6 separate regions of the Homo sapiens genome follow, and all the other regions are linked to region 1. A link is a loop called in an ENCODE intact Hi-C map of the cell type or tissue named here. Cell type or tissue: ascending aorta. All regions are shown on one strand. Region 1 holds the start of PSMD10 (proteasome 26S subunit, non-ATPase 10). Region 2 holds the start of TBC1D8B (TBC1 domain family member 8B). Region 3 holds the start of MORC4 (MORC family CW-type zinc finger 4). Region 4 holds the start of MID2 (midline 2). Region 5 holds the start of RBM41 (RNA binding motif protein 41). Region 6 holds the start of NXT2 (nuclear transport factor 2 like export factor 2).

What was found. Hi-C counts contacts between places; a loop is a spot of excess contacts. Peaks named below come from ENCODE experiments on the same cell type or tissue, not always from the same donor. Only the 100,000 strongest peaks of a DNase experiment are listed, where the experiment ranks them.
Region 2: a loop joins it to region 1, with 17 times the contacts of the local background. A loop is called at or near these places in 3 of 110 quality-filtered maps.
Region 3: a loop joins it to region 1, with 9 times the contacts of the local background. A loop is called at or near these places in 3 of 110 quality-filtered maps.
Region 4: a loop joins it to region 1, with 6 times the contacts of the local background. A loop is called at or near these places in 7 of 110 quality-filtered maps.
Region 5: it touches region 1 in a loop (8-fold over the local background); 10 of 110 quality-filtered maps call a loop at or near these places.
Region 6: it touches region 1 in a loop (12-fold over the local background); 5 of 110 quality-filtered maps call a loop at or near these places.

What each region holds. Positions count from the first base shown.
Region 1 is chrX:108,089,251-108,094,250 of GRCh38, reverse strand. It overlaps PSMD10 (proteasome 26S subunit, non-ATPase 10), which reads left to right and starts at 2,709. Exons shown (of 5, transcript NM_002814.4): 1 at 2,709-2,844. The coding sequence starts at 2,731. ATG4A (autophagy related 4A cysteine peptidase) reads right to left here and starts at 2,473. Exons shown (of 13, transcript NM_052936.5): 1 at 2,415-2,473. The coding sequence starts at 2,424. RefSeq lists enhancers at 2,271-2,510, 2,561-2,960. In ascending aorta, no CTCF peak of the experiment used is centred here; DNase peaks (open chromatin) are centred at 2,570 and 2,960; H3K4me3 peaks cover 2,250 bases; H3K27ac peaks cover 1,491 bases.
Region 2 is chrX:106,800,333-106,805,332 of GRCh38, reverse strand. It overlaps TBC1D8B (TBC1 domain family member 8B), which reads right to left and starts at 2,660. Exons shown (of 21, transcript NM_017752.3): 1 at 2,350-2,660. The coding sequence starts at 2,479. In ascending aorta, no CTCF peak of the experiment used is centred here; a DNase peak (open chromatin) is centred at 2,702; H3K4me3 peaks cover 2,114 bases.
Region 3 is chrX:106,996,853-107,001,852 of GRCh38, reverse strand. MORC4 (MORC family CW-type zinc finger 4) reads left to right here and starts at 1,641. Exons shown (of 17, transcript NM_024657.5): 1 at 1,641-1,985; 2 at 2,104-2,176. The coding sequence starts at 1,884. RefSeq lists silencers at 1,577-1,656, 1,667-1,876. In ascending aorta, a CTCF peak has its summit at 2,720; DNase peaks (open chromatin) are centred at 1,542, 2,462 and 2,712; H3K4me3 peaks cover 2,013 bases; H3K27ac peaks cover 1,252 bases.
Region 4 is chrX:107,823,589-107,828,588 of GRCh38, reverse strand. It overlaps MID2 (midline 2), which reads right to left and starts at 2,723. Exons shown (of 10, transcript NM_012216.4): 1 at 2,159-2,723. The coding sequence starts at 2,162. RefSeq lists silencers at 1,906-1,955, 2,116-2,305. In ascending aorta, no CTCF peak of the experiment used is centred here; DNase peaks (open chromatin) are centred at 2,228 and 2,758; H3K4me3 peaks cover 2,778 bases; H3K27ac peaks cover 2,738 bases.
Region 5 is chrX:107,116,807-107,121,806 of GRCh38, reverse strand. It overlaps RBM41 (RNA binding motif protein 41), which reads left to right and starts at 2,985. Exons shown (of 8, transcript NM_001324242.2): 1 at 2,985-3,041. The coding sequence starts at 3,034. RefSeq lists enhancers at 3,032-3,221, 3,602-3,681. In ascending aorta, no CTCF peak of the experiment used is centred here; DNase peaks (open chromatin) are centred at 2,976 and 3,283; H3K4me3 peaks cover 1,595 bases; H3K27ac peaks cover 382 bases.
Region 6 is chrX:109,534,347-109,539,346 of GRCh38, reverse strand. NXT2 (nuclear transport factor 2 like export factor 2) reads right to left here and starts at 2,503. Exons shown (of 4, transcript NM_001242617.2): 1 at 2,326-2,503; 2 at 1,216-1,302. The coding sequence starts at 2,340. RefSeq lists enhancers at 1,973-2,032, 2,323-2,522 and a silencer at 2,143-2,192. In ascending aorta, no CTCF peak of the experiment used is centred here; DNase peaks (open chromatin) are centred at 1,858, 2,216 and 2,776; H3K4me3 peaks cover 1,683 bases; H3K27ac peaks cover 1,536 bases.

The DNA.
Region 1 (5,000 bases):
TCACAGAGAAAAAATGAACTCAAAATGAATCATAGACTTAAATGTAAGAGATGAAGTAATAAAGCTTTTAGAAGAAAACATTGGAGAAAATCACTGAGACCTTGCAATTAGGCAAAGACTTCTTAAGTACAACACCAAAAGAATGGTCCATGAAAGAAAAAAAAATGATAAATTGAACCTCACCCAAATTCAAAACGTTTTCACTTCAAAAGACACCATCAAAAAAAGAAAAAGGCAAGCAACAGACTGGGAGAATATATGTGCATATCATATATCTCTCAGGGACTTGATCTAGAATATATAAACCATCCTTACAACTCAACACTAAAAAAACAAATAACTCAATTTAAAAACAGACAAAAGATATAACAGACACTTCACTGAAGAAGATATATGAATGGCTAATAAGCACATGAAAATATGCTCACCGTATTATAAATTATAATTTATAAATTAAAACCACAATGAGACACCACTTCACACCCACTTAGAATGGCTATAACAAAAAACACAGTAAATAACAAATGTTGGCAAGGATGTGGAGAAACAGGAACTCTCATACATTGCTAGTGGAAGTGCAAAATGTTGCTGCCATTTTGGAAAACAGTTTTGCAGTTTCTTAAGAAGTTAAGCATAAATTTTCCCTGTGATCCAGTAACTCCACCCTTAAGTATCTATCAAAGAGAAATGAAAAAAATATGTCCGCACGAAGACTTACATACTAATCTTCTTAGCAGCACTAGTCATAGTAGCCAAAAATTGGAAACTGATGTGCCTATCTAATAGTGAGTAGACAGATAAAAATGTGTTATATCCATAAAATGGAATACTATTCAGCAATAAAAAAGTAAGGAAGTACTGATACATACTACAATATGGATGAATCTCAAAAATATTATGCTAAGTGAAAGAAATCAGACACAAAGACTGCATATTGTATGATTTCATTTATATAAAATGTCCAGAATAGGCAAATTTATAGAAACAAAAAAGTAGATTAGTGGTTGTCTGGGGCTGGGAATGGGACAGAGGATTGATTAACTATAAATAGGCATGAGGGACCTTACTGGAGGGATCAAAAAGTTCTAAAACTGATTTATGGTGATGGTTGCCCCACTTCAGTAAAGTTACCAAAAATCATTTAATTATGCACTTGAAATCAGTGAATTTTATGATATGTAAAATGTGCCTCATTTTGAGTGAGTGTTATACAGGAACTCTACTAACCTTGCAACTTTTCTATAAATCTACAACTATTCTGAAATTTTTGAAAAATTAAATAAAAATAAAAATAAAAAAGTATATGTTTATGAATTGATATCAGTATTTGGCAGTACCTATCTATGTAAAATGACATTTTCAAAGATTAAATAGGTAAAAATTTCCTAACAGATCAGCATTAACAGATGAACACTTAAAATCAATTTTGACAATAGGGAACACTAATTCTGAGCCCCAATTAAGCAAAATATTATCCCCTAAAAAGAATTCTATTCTTCTCATTGGTAGTCTTCCTGTATTACAAAAAAAGTACTCAATTACTATTATATTTTGAATTTCATCAATAAAAATTTGTTGAAATTTGTTTTCTCTTTTGTCATAAAAGTACCAACAAAATATTCTTGATTTTGCCTTTTGGCCTACAAAGCCTAAAATATTTACTATCTGGCTCTTTACAGAAAGTTTCCCAACTCCTGTTCTACACTATAACAGGATAAACATAAACATCATGAGTCTCTTTCTTGAATGTATTCTTATCGTTACCTAGTTGTGGCATAATGTCCTCTGGATATGCCCTATAAAGGATCAGTCTTGCATTGCTTCTGCTATGGCACTATTTGGGATTTCTATAAAAAGAAACACTATTAGCTTAATAGTTGTAGCAAAGCCTTGACAACATAGTTAATATCGTGATATTAAAATGCCAACACCACAGCCCGGTATCCTTAAGATGACCCTCATCAAGCTGTGATGTCACCAGGCTATGGACTCACCGAGGTCTCTTAGATATCAGGTGGCTCCCACGGCATCACACCCTGCCTTTGGCATCACCCTGGCACATCACCTCAGTACGGTGCCATATGCTATCACTGCTGTGGTAGAACCCTGTCCTGATGCCACACCGCCGAGATGTCAGAGTAATTAACCCCCACTTCTTTCCACTCCCTAGGCGGTGGCAGGGAGGGGGAGGGTAGCCACAGTCACCGGTTCGAGCTCAGTAGGTAGTACTCAGCTCCAACCCTTGTCCCTTCCGCCTGCCACTGCAGGTCAGGAACCCCGGGGGACAGGACCTTTAGGCTCTCATAACTCTTGCCCTGCCCCCGAACCTGTTTCATATGGCCGACTCAACGACCCGCCAGCGACTACCCACCCCGGCTCTTTCACACGGTTCCACTCAAAGCCGCTCCCCGTACCTGACTCCATTCTCCAGCTGTCATCCTGGGCCAATTCCACCGGCAACTTGACTACGGACGGACGGTCGCTAGGATCCCTGGGACTTGTAGTTCTGCACTGCTAGGGGCCAAGTCTGTGAGGGCAGCAAAGGCGCCTCCCTGCCCGGAACTGCTCTCAAACTGCAACTCCCAGAGGCGCCGCGCGACGGGAAAAGAAAAGGGAACGAGGAAGGCCGGTGATTGGTGAAGCTCTAACGGCTGTTTTGACTGGCGTAGCCGGAGCCGGCGACGTGAGGCGGGCGTTGCTCGCGCGACAAGTAGTTGCTGGGACAGCGAAATGGAGGGGTGTGTGTCTAACCTAATGGTCTGCAACCTGGCCTACAGCGGGAAGCTGGAAGAGTTGAAGGAGAGTATTCTGGCCGATAAATCCCTGGCTACTAGAACTGACCAGGTAAAGCAACGCTAGGTCTCTCCGCAGTCGGCGACGTCGGCGAAGCCCTACGTGGCTTTCGGGGCCCGGCCCTAGCGGAGGCCCCGTTTCTGAGAGAAGCAGAACCCCGCCCCCGCCGCCCCAAGCAGTCCCCCTGGGTCACCTCGGGACTCGCGATAGGCCTGCGGGAGCTAGCCCCACAGACCTCAGATATTTTCCCGTTGGCCCGGAGCTCCGCTCCCTGATTTTTGGATAGTTCTAGAACGTCTACCGCATTTCTCAGAAACTCCCAATCAGTGAAAAGGAAGGCTTTTTATATGGATTTATTTACCTTTACTAGTAACTGTATTCAGTAACGCATGTGAAATTGAACGCCCCTTCCGTGCCAGGCAGTTTGCTAGGAGCTGGGGATACGGTGGAGTGGAAGATGCAGACAATAAAATAAGCACAAAAACATGTCCGATTACAAATTGTGGTAAATACTCGGCAGAGAAGTTTACATGGTGCTTTCAGAACACGTTAATAGGAGGATCTGATGCTGAATATGACTGTCGTTAATTGGAAAAGTTTTTGCAAAGAAGGGAAGGTTAGTTAGACTTTGAAGCATGAGTGGGATTTCCATGGGGGAATGAGTGGACATTCTAAGCAGAGGTAGACAGAAGTTTAGAAGTGTTTCTTTCTGCCCTCCTGCTCACAGGACTCTCGTGCTTTCATCCTCAGTTTCTAGGATTCATGGTGCCTTTAGTAAGCCCACAAATATTTATAGATGGCCTTGTGTTTCGCAGACAGTGTCGTAAGCACTAGTGAGACTGTCCCATACTTACAGATCTCCATTTTGTGTCTTTTGGGAGAGAATTAGAAATCAAGAGACTGTTTTCTCTTTTCTGGAACTTTCCTTTATTACTCAACCTGAAAATGGCCTTATCTTTACCTGGTTTACTTCATTATGGTCTGGTGATATTTAAGGATTTAAATTTAAATGTAATACTTTATATTAAGATTTAATACTCCATTGGAAATTTAACCATTCTTCAGTCAAGTCAGTGGCTTAAAAAGGGAAAGGAACTATTCAGCATCAAGAGACGTAAAAAACATGAAGAAATGCAATTTATGGATCTCGTCTGGTTCCTGATTTAAACAAACCAACTGCAAAAAGACATTTGGGAGACAGTTGGGGGCAATCTGAATACAGACCGGATATTAGACATTCTAAAGGAGTTAGTGTTAATTTTAGTAAGTGTAATAATGGTCTCATAGTTATATAAGAAATACCTTTATTTTTTACATACTGAAAGAGAAGGGTGAAAAGTCATGATATTTAGGATTTGTTTTTGGAAAGCTCAGCAAGGAAAAAACTAGTTAAAGCAAATAGGGCAAGATGTTTGTTGTTAAATCTAAGCAGTAGGCCTGTGGGTTTCTATTCTATTCCCTCTATTTTTGTGTTTGAAATTTTTTTGTAATAGAGTTTAAAATACCATTTTCTATTCTGTGGGGCTAAGAAGTATAGCAGTCACTGCAAATAGGGATTCCCTTTGACAAATAATGACTACTATAGCTTTTTTAATTTTTATTTATTTTTATTTATTTATTTTTTGAAACAGAGTTTCGCTCTTGTTGCCCAGGCTGGAGTGCAGTGGTGCCGTATCACCTCACTGCAACCTCTGCCTCCCGGGTTCAAGCGATTCCCCTGCCTCAGCCTCCCAAGTAGCTGGGATTACAGGCGCCTGCCACCACGCCTGGCTAACTTTTGTATTTTTAGTAGAGACGGAGTTTCACCATGTTGCCAGGCTGGTCTAGAACTCCTGACCTCGGGTGATCTGCCCACCTCAGCCTCCCAAAGTGCTGGGATTATAGGCGTGAACCACCGCACCCGGCCATAGCTTATTATTTTTTATAAAAAGTAATTTTCTTGTTTTCTGTGTGTTGTGTTTTCTAAATTATATTTCTAATTTATTTATGATTTTAAATTCTAGATAATTTCAACTAGTTTAATGAACATTTCTTCCCCCATTAGATTCATGTGTTCCTTCTACAGCATCTAACTTGAGGTCAGTGTGGTAGTAGAGATTTCAGAGTCAGAACTTCACTGACAGTTGTGCCCCAACTTCACCATTTAGTATCCATATGACCGTCCACAAGTTGCTTACCCTGAGGAGTTTTAGTTTCCTCATCTGAAA
Region 2 (5,000 bases), 1.3 Mb after region 1:
GTGGGAGGATCCTAAGGCCAGGTGTTCAAGATCATGCCTGGGCAACACAGCCTGTCTCTTAAAAAAAAAAAAAGAAATTAGCCAGGCTTAGTGGCTTGTACCTGAAGCCCTAGCTACTCCGGAGGCTGAGGTGGGAAGATCACTTGAGCCCAGGAGTTCCAGGCTGCTGTGAGCTATAATCACATCACTATCACTGCCCTCCAGCCTGGGTGACAGAGTGAGAGATCCTGTCTCAAACAAAAAAAAAAAAAAAAAAAAAAGGAAACTTGCAACAAGTTAAAAAAAACATGCAATACTACATTACAGTGATTATATTTTCAAGAATTTGATTTACCTACTTAAAGGAACACAGTTTTAGTATGAGGAACGAAAATAAATTATAAGACTATTCCTGAGGCTGTAACACGGGACTATAAAATCTATTTTAATTTTTTTTTTCTTTTTGAGACAGAGTCTCCCTCTGTTGCCCAGGCTGGAGTGCAGTGGCCCTATTACGGCTCACTGTAGCCTTGACCTCCCAGGCTCAAGCCATCCTCCCATTTCAGTCTCTCAAGTAGCTGGGGCCACATGGCTGGCTAATTTTAGTATTTTTTGTAGAGATGGGGTTTCGCCATGTTGTCCAGGCTGGTCTTGAACTCCTGGTCTCAAGCAATCCACCTGCCTCGGTCTCCCAAAGTGCTGGAATTACAGGCATAAACCACCGTGCCCGGCCTGAAATCTATTTTAAATATATCCTGAACTATTCTCAATGGACTCAAGTGGATAATTTATGTCACTGGGTAATTATGAACATCGATTCTAAAATTTTGATCTCGAAAATATCTGCATCTATTAAATGGAAAGACTCTTCTGCAAAATAGCATTTGTAATTTTTAAAAATTAGAAAATGACAAAATGTCACATTTAACAGGGCAATTTTTGTTGCCATATTTTCGAGAGGGCCTTTTTAGAAGCTGGATAAGATTAATAGGTCTAGCAAAATTTTAAAAAATGTCCTGTAGAACCTCAGAATTCTTTGCACCCCGGGAGTGGCTTGAAAACGAAATAACAGCATACGTTTATCACCATCTTGACGACATACATTGATTTGGTGCTATTATCTTTCGTTTTATCCTCTCAACTCTGTGAGGTAGGCACCATTTTCCAAGAGAGAAAAAGCAAGGTCATCTCCTCCATGAATTATAACTTGCCTAGTTTACTAGGTGGTTTTCTTTTTCCTTTAGACCTTCCCACCCTTCTTATCCAGATTATAAGCACTGCAAAGCCAAGAAACTGAATCTTGTGAACCTTGTGGCACACAGTAGGTGCTTAAGGTTGAGTAAATGAAAGAGTTTGAGGAATGTCATCCAACAAGTAAGAGAGTAGGATGGGACTAAAATGCAGGTTTTCGGGACTCTTCCCTCTTTCCATTACATCACGCTGCCTGGTCTACCACTTCAAGGTCACAATACCAAATTAGAGATTGATTAGAAAAAGAGCTCTTGCTTTCCCAACGTCCAAAACTTTAAATATCCCTACCCAAGATGAGTGGTCTCAAAATAACTTTCTCTGGAAACTTTAAACATTTGGCCAAAAAACACTTTTTAAGAATTGGGGTCAGGGTGGGTTAGACAGGAAGAGTTAAACTCTTACCGTCTGGCTTACAATCACAGCTTTGAATGAAGGGGCAGCACCAGTCACTCAAGAGATTAATTTATTACGACGTTGTTAATAGCCTTTGAGAGGGGATCCCAAAGATTGAAAACTTGGAGACAAAGTAAAAGATGCTAAATTGGGAGAGATCAGCAATTCTGAGCCTACCCCTCCACCTCTCCTGACTCCAGTTCTCCCTCCTCCCTAATATTTCTTTTGAAGTCTATTTCTCAGGATGTGATTGGGCGCCTCCCTTTCTCCTCACCATCCCCGCGTACCCACTCCATCCCATCCCCCATACGCTTAATCTCCCCAGGGTGCTGATGATCGGTATGGGTTCTGTGAAAAAAGTTAAGTTCACAACTGCGAACTGGCCCCTGTCACCAGCCTAAATGCGACCTGTCTAGGTCTAACACTCATCATCAGCCTCCCTCCCCCCATGGGAAGCGACAAGGTAGGTACCCGTTTCTTCCTTGGCCTCAGAAAGAACCGCGCTCCTCCCTTCACCTGTCCCAACCAAAGAGCAACTCGTCGTCCAGTGAGACATTCTCAGGACTTGGAGGTGGTGGCGGAAAGGTGGTGTCGGGAGAAGAACCCCAGTCCCTCCGCCCACGATTTAGGATCGGGAAACTGGTAGCGACGAGTAACTGTTGTCCTCACCACCTTTTAAGTAACAGCGAACACAGCCCAGAGGCAGGTAGGGTGGCCACAGCTTACCTGTGAGCCCCCCTCCGCCTTCCTCCCCGTAGCCCCGACGCCGCTGCAGCACGAAGTAGTCGTTGGACCTTTCCATCAGCCACAGCTTCAGCGCATTTTTCAGAAGCACTTCCTCAGGCTTCAGCCACATCGCGAACTTTGTGCCCCCCGGGAGCAGTGACCTAGATGCCCTCCTCACCTCACTCTCAACCCGTCTCTTCCCCTCTGCTTCTCCTCCCACCAAATCTTCCTCAGGCGACAGCAGCTCAGGTTCAGGTTTTCCACACTTCCCCCAACCCTCCCTTCTCTCCCACGTAGGCAGAGAGATTGCCAATTCCCTCCCACAGCGCTACCGCCAGACTGGGAAATAGTCCCGCTTCTTTACCTCTTGGGAGTTGTAGTTTCCTACGCGCTTTTCTGTGCTCAAGCGACTGGAACATGGGACTACCCTTCCCACAATACACTGGGGTGAGAATGGGTGGGGGTGCTTTCAAAGCGGGTCCCAGCCATCAGTTAAGTGTGTTTTGCCTATCTGAAGTTTAAAGCATTTTTTTGGTTCAAATAAGTGAGTCCCAGGTGTAAAGGTGTTGCTTCTTTTTATCATTTTACAGCCGAAGGCATTAAACTGTAGAAAACAAAGTTTCTGGAATTTTGGAATATCGGTTCATTCCAGGAAGTAGCAGTAGCAACAACTAACATTTAATGAGCTCTCACTATAGACTCAGGCGATCTCACGTAATCCTCACAGCAGTCTTGCGAAGTGGACATTCGTCCCCGCTTTGCACATTAATAAAGGAAAGCACTGTCGGGTGAGGCGACTTATCCAAGGTCACACAGTCAGTGATACGATTCCTTCTCTAAATCCAAAATTCATGCCTAGATTAAGCTCTTTTTGGTTATATAGGAAGAATATAAAATTTCCAGAAGCCACGCGTTTTCTTCACTCCGTGCACCGCTCCTTTCCTTCACTGTCGCCCCTATCTGTTTATTAAACTGCTGTAATGAACCACAGAAAATCTCTTGTCCAGCTTCCTATTTTGGAATCTAAACAATTTATGTGCATTTTTTTTTTTCTTAAACTCTTAAAAAAATCCCTTTGGAAGCAAACTTGATCTCTTTGTATCTTGGCAATGATGCGCAGCGGTTTGAACACTAAGGTGAATGAGGTCAATAATTTGCATGATATCGCTGTGAGGAAATATTTGACAGATGTTTTTATTTATTGCAATAACTAAGTCCACCGGAATTAAAGAGTGCATTAAAAGTGAAAAAAAGTTTAGAGGGAGGAAGGAGTTGGGAGGCCATGTATAAGCAAAGGGCTCTTGGCAAGCTGTTTTGAGAATAGAGCCTCAAAGTCATGTGGATTAAAAAAAAATGGGGTGGGGCACACGCAGATGCCAAGCCAAGGAACTCTGCCCTGGAGGAGCATCTCTGGGGTAACCTTCCAAGATGTGTGCCATCTCGAGTGAGGCAGGCGTGTGCTCCAAGCAGGGATTTTTCTTGTGAATGAGAAAAGGGGCAATCTGGGATTCTCTTCTACTAAATGGCAGTAAGTAGTCCCAAGGCAGCTATCTGGACAGTTTGGAAAGAGATAATCCTTTCAGAGTCCAGACTGCAATGTATCTTTGGGAAAAGCCATCGCAATTTGAATGTGTACTAAGGGAGGTAATTTCTTCTTCTCTTCCTGGAGAAAGATCAGTAAATGTAGCAAACGTTGAGAGATATCTTCCTTTCTTTTTACCTTTCCTTCCCCTTTTTACTTCCTTCCCCATCAAACCACATCCTTTTCCAATACCCTTAAAGGTTACAGTGTGGCAAAAGCTATCCAGAACTGGATGGCTTTTCTACCTGTTTACTCTGCAATTTCTTCCAGGTATACCCACATGCTCCCTGTTACAGGATCAGGGCCACTTTTGGCTTACAGCAGGGCGTTTAGAGAGCTCCTGCTTTAGTAAATAAACATTTCACCAATTATGTAAACATTTTTTTCTAATTAAATTACTTATGTGATCTAAATTTTTGGCTCAATAATAAACGACTTAATTTCGCACCCTTGCAAATAAAAGTATTTTCCTAGAAGCACCTTAAAAAAATAGAGCGTGCCACTCTATTCAATGTCAATATAAATTGCTTGGGGAAGGACTGGGATTGCACACTGTCTGCATTGCTGGTACAGTACTGGTGCTGTACTGGTACTGTATATGTATTATGTCATTTAATTTTCATTAATAAGCTTGCACATTTTTACATGCTTACTTTACGAATGAAGGAAAGGAGGCTCAGAGAAGTAACTTGCTTAAGATCGTATAGCTAAATAAACAGCAAAGCTGGAATTTGAACCTAGATTTGTCTGATTACAAACCATGACACTATACTGCTTATGCATATGGTCCATAGTTACCTCAAATACAATATGTTCAAAGCCAAACTTATTTTTCCAATATTCCCCCTGGTTGATGTTTCTCCTACTAGGTTTCCTAGTTCAAAGGCCACTGTTTACCAAGACACTGAAAGTAAGAACTTGGTGTTAGTCCATTGGTTGGCCAGTCTCTCTCTCTCTCTCTGACACACACACACACACACACACACACACACACTCCTCTACTTCTTTTTCAAAAGTCCATCCCATCTGCCTATTATGGCTTTAGATTAGCCTCACAACACTTTCCCGC
Region 3 (5,000 bases), 1.1 Mb after region 1:
CTTTCTGGGGTCCTTTTTATGAGGCACTAATCCCATCATGAGGGTTCCACCCTTATGACCTAATTACTTGGCAAAGGCCCCAACTCCTAATCCCAATACCTAATACCATCATATTGGGAGTTAGGATTTCAACATACAAATTTTGGCGGGGCACAAATGTTCAGTCCATTGCAGCAGGTGTGGCAGTCTTGATAATTACTGCATCTGAGTAATAAGTACATGGGATTCATTATATTGTTTTCTGTACTTTTGTGTATTTTAAAAAATTGAAGAAAAGATAACTAAAAAACAGACAAATGTAAAGCACCCAATGGGGGTAAAAAATGATGCTCAAAGGACATAAACAGGCATTTGTAGAAGAGGAGATGCAAATGTATACTAAACATTTGAAAAGATATTCAGCCTTACTGGTAGTCAGGAAAATGCAAATTAAAACAATAAGGAGATACTATTTTTTATTGAAAAGACTATCAAAAAGTTAAAAGATTGGGACCATCTAGTGCTATGAACATGACAAAAGAGCACTGATTGTTGCTGGGAGGGCAAATTGCCTATCTTACAGTATTTATTAAGATTAAACCATGCACATGCTATTAGATGCAGCAGTCTCATCTTTTGGAATTCATTCTGTGGAGATAACAGTATCAGAAATTAATGACCTGTACACGAGTGTGTGAAGGAGCATTTTTTGTATTGTCAAAATTAAAAAAAGAGGACAACCTAAATTACCATAAAGGAATGGTCAAATAAATTATAGTTCATTCATGCCATAGAACATTACATATGTTTTTAATGAATCTGTTTTTCTATTATCAGTGTATATTTATAGTATATTAGAAAACACAGGTAAGAAAAAAGGAAAAAGTGTCTAGTTCCAGACCCAGAGATATCATCTTGGTGTATATCAAGTGGTTTTCGTTGTGTGTGTGTGTGTGTATATATATATGTATGTATGTATGTGTATATGTGTGTATGCATGCATATATATATATGTATATATGTATACATATATATTTGTTTTTCCAATAGAAAAGGCATCATGCGTTCCACAATATGTTGTAACTCCTTGTTTTCTTCATTCCTTCATGAATATTTTTCTACATCAACACATACTTATCTACAAACATGGCCTTCAAGAACTGGATGGTATTTCATTTTATGCATACTTCATAACTCGACCAATCCCCTACTTGGCGGTATTTAAGTGAATCCAATTTCTCCTTTTAGAAACACCGTCCCTGCATGCTAGCAAGACTTTGGAGATAGTTTGCTAATTGCCTTCCAGAAAGTTCTGGGTGCTTCTGGAGGCATTTGAGGCAGAGTAGGTAGAATGTTTTCCCATCAGGCGAGCTTGCTATCTTCCCAGATAGCAACACTGTAGTCTTTAGAACTTGAAAGACTTGTCTTATCTTGCCTGTTAGTCATGCAGCCTAAGCGGGACTAGGTTCCAGAAATCCCATACATGCTCTCCCTCCTCTTGCTTCATTCACGCCCCTCCCCACGCGCCACCCCCGCCCCCCGCGCTTTCCCGCTCGGCGGCCTGGCCTATGGCATACGCCAATAATTAATTAGGGGCGGGGATCAAGGAGCGGCTGTCAGGAGGTCGCCATATTTCTGTACGGCCCAGAGGCAGCCCGGGCAGTCGCCGGGTCGGTAGAGGTGCTGACAGGGCGGAGCCGCCGCTTGCCTCAGCCGGCCTCACCCCTCCCGCCCGGGACAGGTGGCTGGAGCGCGCTCCGCCTCCGCCAGCTGCGAGTGGGAGCGAGGGAGGGCCGGTCCCGGACGGTCGCCGCCAGCTGCGAGTGGAAGTGAGCGAGGGCTAGTCCCGGACCGCCGGGCCAGGGGTCCGGCGGCAGCAGACGGGTACCGTGGCGGCCAAAAAAATGCTCCTGTACCGAGGGGCCCCCGCCGGCCCTGGCGCGCCGGGCTGCGGGCTGGCCCGGCCCGGCGGCGGCCCGCAGGCCTTCGGGATCCGCCTGAGCACGGTAGGTCCGGGGCCCGAGGGGGCGGACGCGCGCGCGGGCCCCTGGGCTGCGGGGGGCGCGCGGGGAGGGCCCGGCGGGCCGAGGCCTCACGCGGGTCGGGACCTTCTCTCGCCCCCAGATGAGCCCCCGCTACCTCCAGAGCAACTCCAGCAGCCACACGCGACCCTTCAGTGCCATCGCGGAGCTGCTAGGTGAGTGGCGAGGGCGGGCCCGGCCGTGTTCGCCCGAGGCAGTGGTGCCAGCGTGGTGCCGCGGACGCGAGAGGAATGCGCAGAGCCGCGCGGGGCGGGCCGGGGCTGGGGTGGGGGCCTCGGAACCGGCCCCGGCTCCGCAGGCGGAGGAGGGGGATGGCTCTCTCGCCAGGAACTAGGTTCCGCTCATAAAACGGAGGAAACGAGGTGTGTCTGAAGCGTTAAAGACACCAGTGTGGTTTTTCTCTCGCGCTCGTGACGTTCGGGCACTTTAGGATAGCTTAGTTAGTAATCAAAAGGAGATGCATAAAAACCTCGGGCCCTGAGGCAGCTGGGTCCGCAGGGGCTGGCGACCGACGGAGGATGCCTAGCTAGCAAAGGGGCGTAGAGGACCGAGGCGGGTCCTGGGGAAAGGTCTGGAAAGCGGAGTTCCTTAACTTTTGAGACAAGAAAAGTTAGGAATGATGGGACATCTCTTAAGAGATGACACGAGTGCATTTGGCTCCCTGCTACTGCGGAGGGCTGGGTCCGTGGTCCACGAGCGCCCTCACACCGCTGGAATGAATATTGAGGACTTAACCTCTCGCTCCACCGGTGTTTGCTTTTAAAGTGTTTTCAGTTGATCCCTTCAAGCCAATTACACCAGTTTTTGCAGTAGTGTGCTACTGTGTGGAAAGCAAAGAAGAAACGCAGTCCTGCACAAAACGCAGCAGCATACAGGGCGCATTATACATGCTTTGAAAATCGAAAGAAGGAAGAAGTGTTTATGGGCAAGGTTGCACAGAACAAACTCTTGAAAATGTTTTCAAAGCTCCCCAAATGAACCCCGGTCTCTACTTAAGCAGTCGCTGTGGCCATGCCATGAGAGTTATCTTGGGTAAGAAGTCAATGGGTAGCAGGGGACTTACTTGGAAGGGTGATAAGAATGATAGAGACCTTTGATGATTAACCATAACACGGAATGCTTTACAATATGTGTAATTTAATTAGAAGGTGAAAGGCAAAAAGTGGAATTGATACGTTTGGAACCCTAGAGCAGAGGGACTGTATCTTTGAGGTTTGGTACTGTGCCTTGGGGCTGTGCACTGAACCTCTGCAGAATGGAATACAATCCAAGTTAAGTATGTAATTTACAAGAAAGACTACAAGGGAGCAAAAAGTAGTGATTTACATAGTGGGGGATGGGAAAGCGAAATGTATTGTTCTCTCATGGTTGGCACGGTGCAGAACGTGATATACCTGTGCTGTGCTTACTGTACTTTCCAGGTGATTTAATGAGTTTCCAATTTGTAATTTTGGATATTTGTGATTTTGGCCATAAGCATTACCTTAAAGAACCTAAGCCGGATCTAAGACGTCCAGTATGAGCGCGAGTATGTGTATGTATTATGCACACACATGCATGCATACATGTATACAAACATAGATTTTAAGACCAAATAACAACTATTTGTGAAAATATTAATAATAGGGAAAAGAGAGAGCAAAGTGTTAACTGGCAATCCAAAGCTTTCATTTTAGGTTTTCCTTCAATCATTTTCTCCACTTAAGCATTAATTTTCTAGTGAATCATTCATTTGGTAAATATTTATTGAGCACCCACTGTGCGCAAGGCCACTGTGGTAGGCACAAAAATGAATACAACACAGATTCACTCTTCTAGTAGGGGAGATAAAACATGTACAGAAGGTTTATGCTTTGTCTAACAACAAAATGGAAATCGATATATAAACAAAGATAAAAACAAGTGCTGTGGGAGTTCAGAGGAAGGAGGAATGGCTTCCAGTTTATCAGGAAGAGGAAGGTTAGGAAAGGCTTTGTGGAGGAGGTGACATTTAAGCTGAGATTTGAAGGATTGGGACATGTGGATATGGGCGGGGAGGAATTCCAGGCAAAAGGAACAACTGCTTGAACAAAGGCATGAAGAATATTGAGTGGAGTTTAATTAGAGCATGGGGTTCACAAATAGTAAAAACGATAGGTACTTAAAAAGTTTACAAGCAGCTTTCACAAATAACTTTTTAACATTACCATTTGAGGTAAACATTTATTTTCATCCTGCAGATGAAGAAAAAGAGGTTCAGAAAATTTAGTTGACTTTTCCAAGGTTACATATATACTAAGTAGCAGATCCAGGACTCAAACACAGGCCTTTTTACGCCAGATACTAAGTAAGGATGAGGTTAAAAAGGTCATCTGGGATCAGGATGTGATTGGGAGGCTCCAATATCTGGCTTTTTAGCCTGAAGTTTTCTGAGCAGGGGAATGTCATGATCAGAGCTGTGCTTCAGGAAAGTCAGTCTTGCAGCAGTGTATACAATTGAAGGAGAGAGATACGGATTTATATGACAGGAGGTTATTGCAATAATCCAGATGAGAGGAAATAAACTCTGTAAGAGACTGACAATGGAAATAGAGTAAATAGGATATGAGAACGTCTAGGGATGCATAGGGTAAAGGAGAGGGAGGGATAAGAAAATTACTTAAATTTCAAATTTGTGGTCTATTCAATGCTAACCTTGTGTGTGTTTGTAACAAAGGAAGAATAGGCTTGTGACAAAAGGTGATGACCTTACCTTTAGGCAGGAATACTTTTAGATACCTCTAGGATTTATGTAGGACAGTAGCTCCACCCTTGGCAATCTTTCATGTAGCCACCTATAGGCCATCCTTCTGGAACAGGGGAGGATGGGAGCCTTATGATGCTATGAAACAGAAAAGGATGAGAGGCTTGTGAAGCACTACCTCAAAGCCATCTCCCATTTGCCATCTTATCTCTCCTGGGAGGCTGTCATGGAATAGTTTCTCATTGCCTCCTAGATTC
Region 4 (5,000 bases), 270 kb after region 1:
CTCGCCTGTAATCCCAGCACTTGGCGAGGCCCTCAGACAGCTTGACCTCAGGAGTTCCAGACCAACCTGGGCAACATGGCAAAACGCCATCTCTACAAAAAATACAAAAATTAGCTGGGTGTGGTGGCATGCACCTGTGTTCCCAACTACTTGAGATGCTGAGGGAGAAGGATTGCTTAAGCCCGAGAGGTGGAGGCTGCAGTGAGCTGTGAATGTGACACTGCACTCCAGCCTGGGTAACAAAGCAAGACCCTGTCTCAAAAAAAAAAAAAAAAAAAGAAAAGAAAGAAAGAAAAGAAAAGAAAAGAGGTTTAATTGGGTCATGGTTCTGCAGGCTGTACAGGAAGTGTGATGCCAGCATCTGCTTCTAGGGAGGACTCAGGAAGCTTACAATCATGGAGGGAGGCGAATGGGGAGCAGGAGATTCTCACACGGTGTGAGCAGAAGCAAGGGAGAAAGAGAGCTGGGGGGAAGTGCCACACACTTTTAAACGACCAGATCTCAGGAGAGATTACTCACTATCACAAGGACTCACAGTCAACCAAGGTGATGGTGCTAAACCATTCATGAGAAATCTGTTCCCATGACGCAGTCACCTCCCATCAGGCCCCACCTCCAACACTGGGGATTACATTTGTACATAAGATTTGGGCAGGGATAAATATCCAAACTATAACAAACACATAAATCAAGTTGTGAGGAGCAACCAGGAAAAATCTAATTCACATTACATATCCATGTTAAGTTCATTGATTGGGCAAGAATATATAAAAATAGCAAAGACAGTTTCTCCCTCAGTACAGTCATGAGAGGAGACAGACAGGGGGATGTGAGGGTCGGGGGTGGGCAGGGGGAAGCTAACCATCTGGGGTACAATGAAACCACTCCCCAAACAGAAGAAAAGTAGGGGAGGAGAACTCCCTATTCAGCAACTCCCTTCTATTGGAATATTGCCAGAGAACTGATTAGAGTACTGGGACGGAGCAGAATGGGGTTAAAGGCAGCCCTTCTGGCCCAACTTGAGAATCAGAGGGATCAACCCACACACAGTACTTCTCTATTTAGTTTCCAATATATTCCTTTATAAGGGCTCATCCTCAGAGACACACAACCATCACCATCTATCCGCCCCACACTCAGAAATCCTCAAAAAGGCAAAGTGGTTGAGAAGTAAGATGCTGCATGGCTGGGAGGCTGGGAGTGCACACGTTGATGGGGAAAGGCTGGGGTCCAAGGGGCTCTGCTGGGGGATTTGGGTAGGCAAGTAAGCGTTGTGACATAGGAAGGTGAGTGATCCTGAAAACGGGTAGGGGACCGTGGAAGAGAGAAAGTAAAGAGTACAACGACTGCAGGATTTCAATTTCCTGCTCTAAGAAGAAACACCTCTGAAAAATAATGTGCAACACACGAAGTGCTAAGTAACCTAAACCTTATCATCACCAGTAATGTTTCTGTAAATCTACTCCGCCGTTATTTACTTAATTCTTACAAGGCAGGAATGGAAAATCCCCACTCTCCCTGGTTGCGTCGCAGTCTGTCCTGTGGACATATGTAAGTTTTCCCTCTCCCCCACAGAGCTGATTTCACAGCTAGGCCAGAAATAAGGAACCATCCAGACGGAGACTCGAGGATCGCTCCCTGGCAGAAAAGGGATTAAGTTTCACCGGGCCTCCCCGCCGGCAGGGCGTCCGCAGCCACGCCGGCTGCTGCGACAGCACCGCCCGGCAGACGGCCGGCCAAGGGGCGACGCCTGGGCCGAGGAGGCTGCCGGCTGCGGGAGCGTGGGAAGGCGGCCGTGCCCTTTCCCAGACTCGCGCCCAGGCGCCGGGGGATTCGCTCGACTGCCCGCGCCGGGCCCGGCCAGGCTGCGCAGAGGCCTCGGCCGCCCCCGCCCCGCACCCCGGAGTGCAAACTCCGTCCCAGGAGGGCAGTGGCAGGAACCCGGGCCCCAACAGCATGACTGAGAGCCGGAGCTGAGCTGGGGCCCCCGTCGCCGTTTCGAGCCTCGCGGGCCCCATCACCCTGCCTCGCCGAGCCGGAGAGCCCTCGGCCAACGCCGGGCCCCGGCGGCACCTGAAAAGCGGCCGGAGCCGGAGACTAGCCCTGCGAGGGCTACGACGCTCGACCTCCAGGGCCGCGGCGAGGGGGCGCGTTTTACCCATAGCGTTCCCAGGTGCCAGCCATCTCCTCCGCTCGCTCGAGGGCGCTGGGCTCTCGTCTGCCTCCGCAGCGGGTTGGCTCGGGCTCCGGCGCGAGCTCCCGGGCCCCGGTCGCCGCCGCCGCCGCTACCACTGTAGGCCGCCGCCCGCCTTCGCCGCCGCTGCCGCTACCGTCGCCGACGCCGCGCAGCAGCCGGGATCCGCCAGCCCGCGCGCCCCGCAGGGGACAGCACGGCGGCCGCGATGCTACCGCAGCTGGGCCTCCCGAGCTAAACTTAAGAGTTTTCGCCCCTCAGTCCAGGGGCAGCACCATGACACCACGGCAGCACCACACTGTCATTTCCGCCGCCGCAGAGGAAAAAAAAGGCAATCCCTTCCAAAAGGGAGGCGGAGTGGGGGCAAACGGGGCTGGGGCTGACACCCCAAGGGAGCACTGGGAAGGGCCCAAGAAGAAGGGGTGCTCGGCCACCTTCCCAGGCTCACCTTCCGCCGCCCCCGCCACTCCCAGCTCCCCCAGCCCTTCCTCTGGAGGCACGTTTACATGTCTTCTCCCCTGGCAGGAGTGACCGGAGAAACCTGAGCAAGCAAAGGCAGCCGGTGGGTGGGGCTCGGGTTACTACTGTACCTACCAGCTGATTCCAGCAGCCTTTTCTCCAGCGCCCTGTCATCTTGAAGGAAGACACACCGAGAGGGACCCGGACGGGTGTGCGTGTGTGTGTGTATGGTGTGTATGTGCGTGTGTGTGTGTGTGACAGAGCGACAGAGATAGCTAAATGTGTGTGAAATGCAGAAGGAAGGCTATGGCTAAACTCTTCTCCCACTCCCCAATCCCCCTGTCCCCCAACCCCACAAACCCCCAGGTTAGAACAAGAAAGAGGCCTTTGCAACGGGTAATAAGAAGAGAGAGCCGGGTCCACCGCAGAGATCCTCCCTATGAAGCTGCTCTATGCAAAGTTAACTACAGAGTAAAACAAAAATAGTGGAGGAGATAGAAAAGGGCAGACAATTGAAGGAAACCGAACCTCTCTTTCTTTTTACAAAAAAAGAATGGCTGTGTTTTATTGGCCTCGGGCAGAAGTTGTGGAGGTGGATTAAAACCATCAAAAGAAAAAAAAAAGTAGGATTTTTCTTGTACCTTCAAATTGTTGACCAGTAAAACAAGAGGGTCGTTACCACATGGACAATGAGGCAGATGCTAGCTATCCAGCTATTCCAGGTCCCTAATAAGCTAATTGGTCCATTTGGAATCCAGCATCCTCCCATTGGTCTGGAATCAGCCTGTTTGCTGACCTGTCATTGGCTCAGAGACCACCACCCGACTCAAAAGGTGGATGGGAGAGGGAAAGAGCAGGAAGCCCCATAAGAGACTCTGTTTCTAACTTGGGGCAAAAAGGGAGAAGAAGGGGAAAGAAATGAGAAAATGGGAAGACTCACCCCAGCACACACACACACACGCCTCCCATCATTGTGCATAGGAACAAGTCCAGAAAAATTGAGGTATCTCTTGGTATATCCCTTCAGGGAACCAATAGTAATCAGTCAACACTCCTGTTAAACAATGTGCTAGAGAGCACTGAGGTGGAAACCAAGACAAAAGTCACAACCAGGCTCTCCTGATGAAAGTCTGGCCCCTAAGAGAAGTAAAAGTTAGTGAGTCACACTTAAAGCACAGGCAACAAAAGCAAAAATAGGTAAATGGGACCATAAAACTTTCAAACATCTGCACAGGAAAGGACACAATCAACAGAGTGAAAAAGCAACCTACAAAATGATAGAAAATATTTGCAAACCATATATCGGATAATGTGCTAATATCCAGAATGTATAAAGAACTTCTATAGCTCAATTAAAAAAAAAACTCTTAAAAGTGGACAAAAGACTTGAATAGACATTTCTCCAACGAAGATATACAAGTGGCCAACAGGCATATGCAAAGATGATCCACATCACTAATTGTTAGGGAAATGCAAATCAAACCCCAATGAAATATCACTTCACATCCATTAGGATGGTCACACACACACACACACACACACACACACACACACAAAACAAACACACAGGAAAATACGGCAAGGTGTGGTTCACACTTGTAATCCCAGCTACTCAGGAGGGGATGCTGAGGCAAGAGAGTCACTTGAGACCAGCAGTTAGAGATCAGCCTGGGTAACATGAATAGAACGTGTCTCTACAAAAAATAAAATTAGAACAGAAAATAATAAGTGTTAAGGTTGTGGAGAGATTGGAACCCTTGCACACTATTGTAAAAAGGTACAGCCACTATGCAAGGGAATGTAAACTGGTGTAGCTGCTATGGAAAATAGTATGGAGGTTCCTCAAAAAATTAAAAATAGAACTACTATATGATTAAACAATCTTACTTCTAGATATATATCCAAGCAAATAGAAAACAGGATCTCAAAAAGATACTGGCAAACCCACGCTTACAGCAGCATCATTCAAGAGGCAGAAGCAAATTTAATGTCCATCAAGAGATGAATAGATAAAGAAAATATGGTATATATACACAAGGGCATATTATTCAGTTTCAAAAAAAGAAGGAAATCCTGTCACATGTTACAAAGTTGATGAACCTTGAGGACATTATGCTAAGTGAAATAAGCCAGTCACAAAAAGACAAATATTCCATGATTCTACTTATATGACTGTCTAAAATAGTCAACTCATAGAAACAGAAAGTAGAATGCTGGTTGTCAGGGACTGCGAGGAGGGAAAAGGAAAGAGTTGTTCAGTGGGTGTGGAATTTCAGTCATGCAGGATGAGGGGGATGTTCTGGGGATCTGTTGCACAACAATATGCATGTGGTTGACAATATTGTAC
Region 5 (5,000 bases), 970 kb after region 1:
TTCAGAAGCGTGCCACAAACAAAGCACCTAAAAAGGACAAACTCAGAAAATGTGTCTCTGTTAAGAAGGAGCTTCTGGATTAATTAAACTAACCTTGTTAAATTGACAGAAAGACAAATGAGGCATATTTTTCGGTTTGTCATAAATTCTTCTAGGGGTAAAATTGTGAAATTAGGTAAGATCTCTGTGCCCATGTATAACATCTAGAGATCTCCAAGGCTTTGTATACACTGTCTGATGTCCTTTTAAGCTGGGGAGAAGAATGTTGTGGGAAACAGAATAACTATTATTACACAGTTAACAAGTTTGGCAGAATTAGAAATGGCCTGGTTTTCTTTTTAGTGTAATTTTCTGAATGTTTGTCTGTTTGTACCTATCACTTGCGCTGGTTACAGTTATACACAGGTATGTAGAGTACTTCTTATGACCTTGCTTTCCAGTTGCAATTCCACAGCTATGTGAATATGTATCTTAGCTATTCGTTCTCCACTCATCCCACCTAGTGGATTTGCAATGTAGTGTGTATCATTTCAGTATCAATAGGCTATATGTTTTATTAGAAGTTGTACACAAGTTTGGTGTGATGGTTGGTGTAATATTTGTTCCATCCTTTGCCACCGTCCCAGGGGATAAGCACACTAGCAACCTTGGTGTATTTTTCCATTTCCTTGTCAATATGTCAATTGGGACAGATTGGTTGAGCCACAAAATTCAGCTCTACCACCATATAGGATTTACCTGGTGCAGGCAATGATGTGACCCCCCGTTTTGTTTATACTTATATTCAGTTCACGTTCTGTGCCAAAGCTACAAAGTGGTACATGCTATGCCTGCAGTCATTCACCTTTATGATTCAAGAGCACAGTTATTTGCATGTGACAGGTCTTAGGTAGCTCACCATGACATTTTCAATCTGATAGAAGTTCTCAGGACAGGAAATTCTACAATGTTTTTCAGTAGCTGCTTTTTGGTCCTTTGCTCTAACTTGAGCATGGAAATACAAAGCAGTTTGGATAAGTCTAAATCTACTGATTAACATTTGACTATTTACTCATAGATTACCACTCAATCATGGAATAACTTTAAAACCATACCTTTGTATGTGCTTGACAGTCACCCTATACTTAGGAGGTATCCTCATTTTACAGATGAGAAAACTGGCCTAGACCAGTTAAGAAACTTACTGAAACCCACATGGTCTAGTAACTTACCAGAGCAAAAATTCAAGTCCAGATTGCCTCTAAAACCCTGTCGTGCTATACTGTCAACTGAGAAGTGAGATTCAAATCCAAGTAGTGTGCCCCGCCCCCCACCATTACCTACAATCTTTTCTTCTTTGGCTTCTTGAGATGTAAGAGGGTTTCTCTTTAATTAAAAAAGTATTGACTAGGTAATGTAGTCATGGGTTCAAAATTCAAAGGGCACAAAAAGATACGTGAAGAATTTTTTCTGCCCTTGTCCCTCAGCCATCCAGTTCCCCTACCTGGAGGCATTCACTCATCATTTGTCTGTAAGTTCTCCCAAACATATTTTGTGCATATACAAGCAAACACACATATATATGTTTTTAAGTGACTAGAGCTCCCCTTTTTATGCAAATAGAAGCATAGTATACATATCGTTCTGCACCTTGCTATTGCACTAACTATATTTTGGAGATTGTTTAGTAGCAGTTCATAGAGAACTTTGTCATCTTGGTAACTGCTGCATAGTTTTTCATTGAATGATACATTTTCATAGTATGTTCTTGGATATTTTCATTTCTGTTTTCATAAACAATGTTGCAAGGAATGATAGTAGGTTAGAGGATATATAGTATTGAGGATTCTATTCATAACTGAATTGCTGCTTTAAAGGGAATGTACATTTATGATTTTAGTAGTATCCTCATTTGCCCCCAATAGATGTTGTACCAATTTATATTCCTACCACTAGTGTATTGAGAGCGCCCGTTTCCCCACAATCTCAATAAAACAAGTGTGTTATCAAACTTTTGGATCTTTCCCAATCTGTTAGGTGAAAAATGGTAGTTTAATGTACTTTTAAAAATAAACTTTAAGTTCTAGAACAGTTTTAGATACAGAAAGGTTGCATAGTACAAAGTTCCACATACGTACAACTCAGTTTCCCTTGCATAACTCTGATACATTTGTCACAGCTAACGAACCTTGTTATTAGCTAAAGAGCATAGTTTGTTCACATTTCCTTAGTTTTTACCTCATGTCTTTTTTTCTTTTCCAGGATCCCATCCAAGATACTGCATTACTTTAGTCATCATGACTCCTTTGGTTCCTTTTGGCTGTGACAGATTCTTGTGTTTTTGATGACCTTGCTAGTTTTAAGGAGTACTGGTAGTCAGTGTACTTTAAAATTTGTGAGATTGGACATCTTTTCATACACTTAAAGACATTTGCATTTCCATTTCTGGAAACTAAGAGCCTATGCTTTTAACCACTATACTATACCTCTTTCTTGATTCACCATAATTATCAATAAAACATATGTGGGCCTGAACATACACAGACTTCTGATTCTGAGTGGAGAAAACTCTCAAGTCTCTGTTACAGATAGAGGAGAACCATTAGTACAGGTGATATAGTCAGACTCGTGTCTGATGACTCTGGCTACATCGTGAAGGATGAAGCAGAGGCTCGACTGGAAACGGTAGGTAGGCTGGATAAATCCTTGAAAGAAAAGCAGTGTTGATAAGTTCAAAGGAAATTACAGAAGAGCCAGGAATTAGTGGTAATGGATGAGAGAATCAAGAAGTCAAAGGTGACTCGTTTTATGAGCTGGATATTTTGGGTCTTCTTTTGAACCTAAATGAGAAATTCAAAATAAATATTTGGACAATGTTCAGCATACCTGTCACTTGAGATCTACTTTCTCTTTCTGTTGCCATAGCTCTGTGCTACTACAATTCCCAGAGCCCCATGCTCCATCACAATACCCTTAGAAGTCCGCCGCGCGGAGTTCTGGGACTTGAGGTCCGCGGCCTATTTACCCAAGTTGGAGGTAGGGGCCTGTGGAAACATGAAGAGGTAAGGACTTGTCTGAAGAGCAGGCGGCAAGGGGAGCTTTGTTCTACCTTTTCTTTTGAAAATGGCTTCCATTGCTTTCTGGTTTGGGTATTGCACGTTCTCAGGATGCGGTTTCGTGGGAGCGGGAACACGACAAAGGAGACGGGAGGAGGGGAGACGGGCTGAACAGGCCTGCAGAGCGAAGTTCAGGAAGGGCTGCCACCGGGGCCGGCTGCTGTGGGAATGCCCTCCCGGCACGGGCCCCGGGAGCTGGCCGGGTGCTGCGGCTTCGTCGTTTCACCCGGACCCAGCTGGGCAAAAGGGTTTGAGGCTGACAAATTCCCGGCGCCGGAGATGTAGGTACCTCGGGCCAGCCCCTCGCCGTTCTCCCCTACCTCCACCTCCACCTGAGAAAGGCTCGGGGCGGGCGCATTTATTTGCAACGTCTGTGTGTTAAAGACTACTTGCTTGGGCCCCGAAACCATGTAGCGCTTTCGAATCTTAAAGTAAGGGAGCGGTACTTTGTTTCTAAATGTGGAAGGACAGCACCAAAGCGGTTCGATTTATGGGGTGGGGGGAGGGGAGGTGGAAGGCATTGCTGGGCTCAGTTCCCCTTACTTGTCCTGAGGTAAATGGCCGCTTGAGCCTAAATGGCCTGAGCCTCCTAACTATTGACGGGCTTAAATTAATTTTAGATTCACTCTGCAAGTAGAATCATCACTCTGGAATAGTGCAGTGCATTTAAAATTCTTACTGATATGCTTTCCTGCACTGTCAGTTCCTTGCATCTTTTAAAAAACCGTTTATGACTTTGCCTGCCTGAAACTAACCTTTAATATTTTTTTATGATATCTCCTCCATGCGAAATAATGTATAATGTATATATACAGCTTAAAGAATAATAAAGGTTCGCATCCACTACAAGCTTAAGAAATAGGACATTGCCAGTCCCTTAGAAGTCTACTGTGTCTCTTCCCTCCCTTCGTTCCCCCCTGAGGTGACCACTATCCGGAATTTTGTGTTATTAATTCCCTTGCTTTTAAAAAAGCAAATAGTTTCTAGTACATATGAATTTATCCCTAAACAAAATGTTCCTAGTCATGTATTTGAAGTATTCCTGATACTTCATGCTGGCGTTTCTATTGTAAAAGCTACTAGACTCAATGTGGCTAAAACAATACTGACTTTCCCTTTCCCAAATCATTTATTCCATCTGGAGCTTTGTCTTTCCTTCATTGGTACCATTGTTCTCTCAGTTACACAGACTGAAATTTTGGGATTATCTTTGACTTCCTTGCCTCTGCCTCCAAAAGGCCTCTCTCATCTAACCCTTTCTTTCCATTTTCACTATTACCATTTCAGTCTAGACCTTCATCACCTTTTACTTCAGTAGTTTCATAACTAGTTCTTCTTGTTTCTTCCCTTTGAATCTCTATGGCATATTATAACCACATTCATCTGTCTAAACCATCACTTGCACTGTGTCACTTAACTGTTTGATAAATTACTACTTCTTATTATCCTTCAGTATATATTACTATCCCTTTGTACTCTCTTTCCCTGTTCTCCTTTTCTGCATCACACACCTTTGAATGTCAGCTTAAAAGTACCTTTCTGAAGTCTTCCTTTACCACCTTTATCTCCCAATTTTCTCTTCTGTGAATTTCTACTAATTTGGCATATGCTTCTATGTGTTATTATTCTCTCCTCCCCCCGCTGCCAAGGCACATGCACACAACACATAAACACACACTTCTTCTCCCTAAATAGATTGTGGGCTTCTTGAGGATAGGGACTATGTCTTAAACACCTTTGACTTCCCTCAGTACCTAGCATAGTGCCTTCTGTGTAAACAGGTATTTAGTAAGTGTTCATGGACTAAATGGTAAAGGGCAATGAATTGTTGGAGAAGTGTCTTTGAATAAATGGGGTCAGTAATGGTAGATAATATAGATAAGGAATATATTTTGAGACTCACAG
Region 6 (5,000 bases), 1.4 Mb before region 1:
CACATGCACACATATGTTTATTGTGGCACTATTCACAATAGCAAAGACTTGGAACCAACCCAAATGCCCATCAATGTTAGACTGGATAAAGAAAATGTGGCACATATACACCATGGAATACTATGCAGCCATAAAAAAGGATGAGTTCCTGTTCTTTGCAGGGACATGGATGAAGTTGGAAACCATCATTCTCAGCAAACTAACACAGGGACAGAAAACCAAACACAGTTATGTTTTCACTCATAAGTAGGAGTTGAATAATGAGAACACATGGACACAGGGAAGGGAACATCACACACCTGGGCCTGTCAGGGGGTGGGGGGCTAGAGGAGGGATAGCATTAGGAGAAATACCTAATGTAGATGACGGGTTGATGGGTGCAGCAAACCACCTTGGCACGTGTATACCTATGTAACAAACCTGCACATTCTGCACATGTATCCCAGAACTTAAAGTATATATATATATAAAATCCTATGCTTAATAAATGGGTTTTATATAAAAAATAGGTTTTTAGAGATAGGGTATTAACTTTTGCAGCTGCAGGACAGAAGTAGTTCTCCAAAGCACAGTTCTATGCTGGTAAGAGACCTAGGCAAGACTCACTTGACCACATACTGACATAATTACGTAAAAGATATGGTGCAGGGATAAGTTGCAATGAAAAAGCTGATGAAATCTCGGTCTGTTGAGGACTTAATATTATCCATGCTACATGCATACTTTTTGTGGGTGTAAGCTATACTTTTGAGCCATGATCAGAAATTATCTATAAATATATGAAATAAAAGGGGCGAATCAGGAAATATTCCCCGTAATGACCCACCCCTTCATTAGCACTAATAATACCTTAACCATATTGGTTAATTGATGGAACTAAGAAAAGGAAACATATTTAAGAAAATATGCTGGGCCTAATGTTAAGTGCGGTATTTTAATTAATTCATACTTACCAACCTGAAAATAAAATGAGGTTAAGGGAAAATGGCAACTTGCTCCAGGTCAAAGAACTAGGTAAAAGTAAACCTGGGATATGATTCCAGAGCCCATGTTCCCACTAATGCCATACCAATCCTTCCCTGAGCAATTTGCTTTTAAAGAGTAAATCCACAGTTACCACTTATGCAAGTCAGATGAAACGCTGGCTCCAGACACAACCTGGTATTTAATAAAGAGTAGTAGTCTATAAAGAGTAGTAGAGTCTATAACACTCACCCGTCTTCTTTTATCCATTGTCTCATAGTAAATATTGACAAACTCCTCAGCAGCTCTACATGCCTGATCTACATAAGTTTTAAAATCCTACAAGAAAAATTCCAGAAGTATAGATTACCAACCTTTTCAACCCCTCACAAACACAAAACCACTGACAGAAGCTGATGATTTATTTCAACCACTATGTAGCTCTATATACAGTCCACATTCTTTCATATAAATTCAGACATTTTAAAGGCCGGACTCTGAAGTTTGCAATTTTAAAATTTTTCACTAATTTTAAGTGCATGTCTTTAGGACATAATCTTCTCAATGAATCTGAGTCTTTTTCAGTCTCCACATATAAATTTATAATCTTTTCTTGGCAACTAAGCACTTTAGACTTTCAATATTTTACAAACATTCACGGCAATGAAAATGACACCACCTGAACCTTAGAAAAGGAGAGAGAGCGGCAAAAACTGCCACTGAATAAGCTAGGAAATTGTTTTCTGTTTTCAAGTGAGGTGTTAGAGCCAAACTCCAAAGTTGATGAATGGGAAACACACACACACACACACACACACACACACGAAAGTAGTTCAACTACTTGAAAAACCGGCAGCTCCACTTAGGAAACTTTCCCACATTGCGTAAATATTCACTGCTGTTTGCCTAAGAACTGTGACACCGAAGAAAGCAACGCTGTTGGCGTTCGTGCCGGAGAATTAAGGAATACCTTCCTTCTCATTCATGTACGGGGCCCAGTCTATTACTAAATTAAGAACAATGAATCGCCAGTTTCTTTGTCAGGTGACTGAAAGTGATTTTTAGAGAGGAAGATAATCGAGAGAAAGAAACTGCAAGCCATAAACAACAAACCCCAACATCCCCGCCTCTCGCTATTTCCCAGCTCAGGGTCCTTTCCGGGATCAGAAAGCGACTGCTAACCAGGCTGGGGGTGGGGCCGGCAGGGCGGGCAGCAAAGCGTGGGCCCCGCCCCGCAGTGCAGAGAGCCGGGACGTGATTCGTCACCTATCCACGTGAGCAGCAGCCAGACCGCCCCGGAATCCCTCCTCTCAGCCACTGGAGTCCGGCGCCCAGCCGTCCTGCCACGGCCCAGGCACTCACCAGAGACGTGGCCATCTGGGACCTTGTAGCAGTGTGTTCTGGCAGTGTCGGCGTCACTACCTCCTCACGTGTCCGGTCCGCAGGGCTGCGGAATGATCAATACTTATGAAGAGAGCGAAACCCGCCAAACGCACAAAATTTTCCACCCTCCCATTCTCTCCCGGAAGTAGCTCGGTCCGTCGTTAAAAGCACACCGATGTTCCAACCTTAAGTTCCACTTCCCTTCAGTTCCTGAAGATCCCTCCCATCCACCTTATCTACTTGTTTGATACTTAGTTTAAAATTTAAAAGCCACTTTGCTTTTGTAAACATGATACTCAACAGGAAAGTCCCCTACTTTTCTAACGACAAGCCTGGGGACAAGCAAAAATGAAAGTGTTCAATTACAGGGACTTTTTTGCCCCAGGAGGCGGAGCCAAAGCCCTCTGAAGACCAATTAGAAATGCGAGGAGACCTACTATTCCGTAGCCTATAGGATAAGTGGGCAGAGCTTGGGGAAAGGCGTGCGTGACTAGTGAACAATTTAGCATTCTGGAACGTTCTGGAAGGATCATCCTCACTGAATTACTACGTTTTGGCAGTATGCCTAAAATTACTATTTCATTTTAACCCAGCCACATTGAACAGGAAAAGTTCATCTGGTTTCTCCATTCTGGCATTTTAAAATGTCTCACGGACACCAACAAAAATTAAGTTTACAGTGCTATTCACCATCTTTTAAGGGCTATTTATTCTGCAAGGTATTCTAACAATAACTAAAATGTCGAGTGCTGACTATATGTAAGGTGCTTTTCTAATCAGTTTTACATATATTCACTTATTATAACAATGCTGAGGTAATTGCTATTATTTTATCATCTTCATTTTACAGCTAAGACTGTAAAATCTGCCTACGGTCACAAACTAGTTGAGATTCAAACTCAAGCAATATAACTGTCATGGCAATGTGGCTTTGCTCCCCAACACCCCTTAAAAACCTCTCATCCCAAAGCCGCCAATGACTTCTGATTTAAATGGCAAATTAATTAGATGTCGTAGTTTTACCTTGAGTGGCTGGTGTGTGGCCCCTCATAATAGTTACTTCTTCTTTGGTATCCTTCTCTGTCTCCCTGAGACCAGTGGCTTCTGTATTTTCTCATACTTTTAATCTTTCTCTTTATCTGGCTCTTTTCTCTTCAAGGTAGGACTAACGGAAGCTTCTTCTCAGCCAGCCAGCTTCCGTTTTCCGTTAACCTCTGACTGGCGTCACTTCCGGTGCATCCCCCCTTTTAAAGCCTCCCTTCTTCAGGGTGATCTAAATTGCTACTCGTATGCTAATGAATCTCAACAACCTATCCCAAGCCCCCACCCCTTATCTGAGCTCCAATTACACATAATAATTTTGCTAAACATGAACGTGACTGCACTATAGGCTTCTCAAACTTGTACGTCCAAAATTTAAACTCATTATTTCCTCCGCACTTCCAAACTTTTATATTCTCCCAGTCACCTATCTTGAATTCTCGGAATCTTTATTTTTTTGGTTCCGCTCTCCTCCTCATCATAATTCATTCAATAAATATTTATCAAGTATTCACTATGTGCCAAAGATTGTGCAAGGCTCTGTATATAGAGTGGTGAATAAAATAGGCATGTTTCGAATCCTTGTGAGGCTCAAAGTGTAATGAGAGTGCTAGACAATAAACATAACATTGAGTTACAAAGAAATACTAAGTAACTTGCTTAGTTCTGACCATTCCCTATAGCAACCCTTCTCCCTCTTCCCCTCCCCTCCCCTCCTCCTCCTCCTCCTCCTCTTCTTCTTTTTTTTAGAGACAGAGTCTCACTCTGTGGCCCAGGCTGGAGTGCAGTGGCATGATGTTGGCTCGCTGCCAACCTCCGCCGCCCGGGTTCAAGTAATTCCCTTGCCTCAGCCTCCCGAGGAGAGTAGCTGGGACTGCAGGCGCCAGCCACCACGTCCGGCTAACCCTCTTCGTTTTTCTCCCTCGCTCTTCTTGGCTCTCTCCCTCCCTTTCTCCCCCACACTTCTCTCACTTTCCCCATCTCATTCTCTCCTCCCTCTCTCACCCCCACTTCTCTCTCTTTCCCCCTCTCATTCCCCCTCTCATTCTCTCCTCCCACACAAACTTTGATAACTCTATTGTCTATTTTCTTCCAAATTCTCATAATCTTTAAATACCTACCTTGGTCTGATCTGAATTTATTTTCCCAGGCTATTCTCCCAAATTCACCAACACTGGCAAAGTTAACTACTACTGTTTGCCAAGAATGACTGATGTTTACTACTTCATTGGTGATTGTTTTTCTTGATTGAGAGATTGTGTTTTATATGATTTCATTCAATCCTCACAACCCCCAGAAAGGCAGACATTATTATCTAGATTTTTAAAAATTTAAACTTAAGTTTAAAGAAGTTAAGTAAATTGGTTAAGATGATACAGCTAGTGGACCTGGGATTTCAGTCCCAAACTTTCAAATCCCAAAGTCTGCTTTTAGACACTTGGCTATTCATGCATTTACTTATATATTCTTATTTTGGAATGTTCCCTCCATTTCTACCTGCCCTTCAGGGACCAGAACAGGTGCGATCTTCCCTATGAAGTCTTCCCTCATTTCATGTCCCCTGAACCCCAACTGTTGTGAGCTCTTTAATGGCTATGAGAATGGCTATTGGT